Linked DNA regions of Homo sapiens: region 1 is linked to region 2. A link is an interaction called in ENCODE POLR2A ChIA-PET data of the cell type or tissue named here. Cell type or tissue: Panc1. All regions are shown on one strand.

Region 1 (2,500 bases), 190 kb after region 2:
ATCTTCAAATCATCCACGCGCGTCTGGAAAATAAGACATTTACAATATTTTAAAATGGGTTAAGAATTTTTACTTGTTTTTCAGTTGTTTTTTTTTTTTTTTTTTTTTGCCACCCAACTCTTTTGTAAAGTTGAAAGTAACACTAGAACAAGAGTAAAAAGAAAAACAAAAACTGAAATAAAACTATTTCTAGAAAAACATCGGGAACCATTATGTTTACTTCATTTCCAGAACTACGCATAATAAATAGGTTCTGCAAATAAGTAATTTCACAAATCTTTCCTGGAATTCCCCTGGCTACGCTTGGACCTTGAGAACAATTTTACCAGAAAAATGATCAAATAGGAATGTGAAGTCTCGGAATACTCCCATACTTTTGTACAAATGTTTTATACCAAACCACTCACTTGCTAAGCATGATGAAGAGATAGGCTATCTATGGTTAAGAATAGTTTAAGGAATAATCAATGAATTGGGCAGTGATTACCTGGCATGATGCAGCGCCATTGAGACATCATTTTAACTTTTTTACTGTCAAATGATTCAGGAGTCATTATTTCTCTCGGCTGATAGGGCTGTTAAAAAGAAGCAAGTATCCGATTGTGGTGGACTCATGAGTCTATGCCTCTCCACCACAGCAGGATTCCTGGCTTCCATTCCAGTGTCCTTTCATTGGCCATGTTTTGGACGCGGGGTTCGCCTTCCCTTCATTGTCCCTTTACTAATGGAAGGCGAACTCACAGTGCAGCTGCTTGCAAAAAGGAAAATTTATTTGAGTTTTGCCTGGCTGTGGACTTGAACACTGAATCCATGGTGACATCAGCAGAACGACACCAACGGAAAGATTTCCTGCCCTCTACCCCCCTTCCTTTTTAAAAATGTACGTCTTGTACAAAATCTCAGTGGATCTCCTTTGTCCCAAACAGATGGGACAGTTTGACCAGATAATATTTTTTATCTGGGAAGGACAGGAGGAAGGAAGGAAGGAAGGAAGGATGGAAGGAAGGAGAAAAAAAGAGAAAAGAGAGCGGCACAGAGAGAGAAAAGAAAAAAGAGAGAAAAAGAAAAAGAGCCAGAGACAGAGAAAGGAAAGAAAGAGCAAGATAGAGAATAAAGAAAAAATAAAGAGAAGGAAAAAAAGGAAAGAATAAGGAAAGGAAGGAAGGAAGGAAAGAGAAAGAAAGAAGGAGAAAGAAAAAGTAGGAAGAAAGGAAAGAAAAGAAAGAGAAACAGAAAGAAAGAAAGAAAGAAAGAAAGAAAGAAAGAAAGAAAGAAAGAAAGAAAGAGAAAGAAAGAAAGAAAGCTTGTTCAAATCTAACCTTTGTCGTTCACTCTGACAGTGGGTGTCCCCTGAAGCAGGGGAGACACTAGTGTTTGGTCTCCTACAGCTTTTCAGTTTTTCTGATCGTTTCTCTCATCCTTTGCAGTCACTGGTTTTTGCCAAAAGATCCAATCACCTCAACAAAAGAGGCACATCCAGCAATTGCTACTCCAAGAGTAATTCATTGGTGCCAATTGTCGTGCCACGTTTTATCCACCTGGGACATTGCCACAAGGATATCAGACCACAGAGTGGGAGCAGCGCTCAAGGATATGACGCAGAGGCTTTTGGCATCAAAACCAGTTAGCTTAGGTAGAACTCATTCCTTTTTACAAGGAAAAACTGGCCAGAAGGCAGTAGGGAGCGAGGAGAATGGCAAAGCAATGCCATGGCTTTCATGTTTCTTTCGAGCAAATGGAACACTGAAGATTGATGGATATTTATAATCTTCATCTCACCACACCCTGCCCACACTAAACAATATTTTATGAAAATGATAAATGCAAGTGTGTGTAGATCAAGCAAAGAGAAAAGATGGAAAATGGTATAATAGAAGATAGATCGGATGAAAACAAAAGACACTCTTAGACTATTTGAATAGTGAGCTTACTTTTCTGTAATTAAAAAAATCTTAAACCCACTTAATATTCACTTAAAACAGGCATATAACAGAAATCAACTATTTGAGAGTGAGAAATTGATGGCAAATTCACTTTTGACACACTAGATGAAACAAAAGAGAGACTTTGCCAGTACCAAGTTGTATCGTGTGCGCTGGCTAAGGTATACTACTTTCACTTTTGAAAGGAATAAGTTTGCTCAGGATGACAATTTTTCTTCCTTTTTAAAATGCAAACAATGATGCCAGCCTACAACTTCCTTTCTAGCTATTTTGCTAATAAAGCAGGGGAGGAGAATTGAAATTTGAAAAAATAACAAGACCTTGATTCTGACATAGAAACATCAGACACGTACTTTTAAAAATCAGATGACTGTCATCTCTTTAATAGAAGTGAACTATATGCTATATAAATGCTTCCTAGACACCAGCCAACTTTAACACTTTCTGTTCAAAGCTATGTTTTGCTCTTGAGAAAGTATCTCACAATTAGATGAGAAAGTGGGTGGATAGGATGGCTTGGGAAGATTTGAAGATTGAATCCTGCAAGAAAAGAGATA
Region 2 (2,500 bases):
TCAGCCTTATCCTAGAGCCAAAAAGCGATTAGACACTGAGTGGGCAGTAAGGACCCTGGCTGTAAGAAGAGATGCTGTTGCACATTAGATGGGCCTAACACATTTTAAAAGTCTATATTGGTCCTATTTAAAGCATTAGTCAGGCCAGGCATGGTGGCTCATGCCTGTAATCCCAGCACTTTGGGAGGCCGAGGTGGGTGGATCACTTGAGGTCAGGAGTTCAAGATCAGCCTGGCCAACATGGCAAAACCCTGTCTACACTAAAAATACAAAAATTAGCTGGGTGTGGTGGCGGGTGCCTGTAATCCCAGCTACTCGGAAGGCTGAGGCAGGAGGATTGCTTGAACCTGGGAGGTGGAGGTTGCAGTGAGCTGAGATTTCAGCACTGCATTCCAGCCTGGGTGACAGAGTAAGACTCCGTCTCAAAAAAAAAAAAAAAAAAAAGGAAAGCATTAGTCAGCTTTATTAACATCTAAGTATGAAAACATCTTCTAGAAACTAGGTGAAGGGTATATAGAGACTCTCTGCACTATCTTTGCAACTTTTCTATAAGTCTAAAATTATTCCAAAATAAAATCCTGATTTAAAAATATTTATTAAAAATAATCCTTTATTTGTGATCTAACTTCTAACTGGATTTAGAATATTGAATTTAAGTACGTGGGAGCCTTCCATTGAAAAAAAACTAATGGGTGATACCTAATTCCTTACTGGTATCAGATGATGCCAACCTGGCTAGGTGTGGTATAGATCACAGAGAGACATTTACTCAGTAGATAATTTCCATAGCCACAGAGGCTGTCCTGGAGTCCTTTCCATGAGCACATTCAGGAAAAGGCAGTGCTTCTTACTCTAGTTCTTACACTCTGACCCTAGTACCAAGGTGAGATGAGAGATGAAGACGTACTCTAGAAAAGAAGGAAAGTGTGAGGAGAATGGGAGCCTGTGGCATTACAGTCCCATGAAATTGAAGTCAACACTTCCTTTGCTGCTTCCTCTACTTTCAAATGCATCAGCCCCTGCCTGTCCTTAGATGACCTTGTTTCTTGGAGCTGCCGGTTGACAAGTAAGGTTGCCAACGGAAGCCAGTTGCTCTCTTCTGATGCTGGAACTTACAACCTGTCATCTTTTGTTGTCTGCAGAGCAGAGAACATAGCCAAGCCGGCAGGGACAGTCTGTTGTATGAGTCTGGATCTCATTGCAATGATGCAATTTATTTACACATACCAAGGATGAGCCATAAATCCTTACCACTGCTACTCTGTCTCAGTCTCCCAGTGGTCAGGAAAAATTATGACAGGGGTGGAGAGGAGATGGAAGGGCCCTAAGACGGTGATAATTTTTCCCTAGGTCTAAACCTGGTACGGAGATGTGGATGCAATGGTCATAATGCAGGCATATTTATTAACCTGCATATCCAATAGCATTCTTAATATGGCACCCTGACTTGTATGAGAACCAAAGCTCCCAAATATATTTGCAAGTAAGTGGAGGGGAGTCAATTGATTGAGAAGATTTCAGACAACCTTAGAGAGAGATGGAGGGAAGTGCAGCGAGTTCACTAACTAGAGAGAGAAAGCATGAAAGAGAAGACTCAACAAAATCGAGTACAAATTAAAAATCCCTCGAGTGTTATTTAATCAGTGCTGGAGTGAATAGTGGACAAACAATCAGTGAGCTCAGCAAGAAAACCTGAATTATTTCTAACCAGGCCAACCTGCATCTGGAAGGGAAACTATGCAGCTGCCGAGAATCTTAGTGTACATTTGTTTAGGCAGTCCTAAATTATTTCCTTCTTATCTTCTCCTTCTGGGGGCTTCCCTTTGATTGGGCAATGTCCGGAAGTTCCAGGCTGGGAGGCTTCTCAGGTAGAATCAGCTGAAGAGAGGGGCTGGAAACCCGCCAGGGCCGGAAGATGCATCATCATTCAGGGCAGCCCTGGGGGAGTTGCTGACTCAAGAGGAAGGTCTTATTGACAGAGAACAGGCATTCAATGGATCTAGGGTACCAAGTCATTAGAGAGGGACCAATGAAAACAAGATTCTCTGAAGACAGAGGACAGAGTATCAGGACAGAAGTGAGGGCTCAAAGAAAATACCTAATTCCCAGAGAAAATGTGGAATTGTAAGAAGTTTCCTAGCTCAAGAGAAGTGACCAAGATCAAGTTCAAACATCCCTGTGCGCACCTTGTATGACCCTGGGTAAAACCGCTGGGCCAATTTCCTCAAATATAAAAGGAAAACCTGCCCTAACAATCTTACAGGGGTATCATGAGAACCAATTGCAATGACACATATATAAAAATTGTGATTGCAATATGGACCAGATAAGACACCTTTGACCTTGAACAGGACTGATTTTATCTATTTCCCCCACCTTCCCCCATCCTCGCCTCATCAGTTGTGAGACTAAGTGCATTTTTTATTGTATTTTTATTAGTTATATGCAAATATCTTATTTCCTCTTTTTAATTTGCTTACACTACAGACAGGCAGTATTT

Evidence for each region. ChIA-PET counts read pairs that join two places held together with the same protein. Peaks named below come from ENCODE experiments on the same cell type or tissue, not always from the same donor. Only the 100,000 strongest peaks of a DNase experiment are listed, where the experiment ranks them.
Region 1: POLR2A ChIA-PET joins it to region 2 with 11 read pairs; 3 of 35 experiments call an interaction of 5 or more read pairs at or near these places.

Annotation. Positions count from the first base shown.
Region 1 is chr11:122,155,610-122,158,109 of GRCh38, forward strand. MIR100HG (mir-100-let-7a-2-mir-125b-1 cluster host gene) reads right to left here. Exons shown (of 5, transcript NR_137179.1): 4 at 1-23. Among named protein-coding and RNA genes, the nearest start is that of MIR100, 4.6 kb to the left of the region's middle. In Panc1, no CTCF peak of the experiment used is centred here; a DNase peak (open chromatin) is centred at 1,512; H3K4me3 peaks cover 2,500 bases; H3K27ac peaks cover 2,500 bases.
Region 2 is chr11:121,963,635-121,966,134 of GRCh38, forward strand. No RefSeq gene overlaps it. Among named protein-coding and RNA genes, the nearest start is that of MIR125B1, 130 kb to the right of the region's middle. In Panc1, no CTCF peak of the experiment used is centred here; no DNase peak of the experiment used is centred here.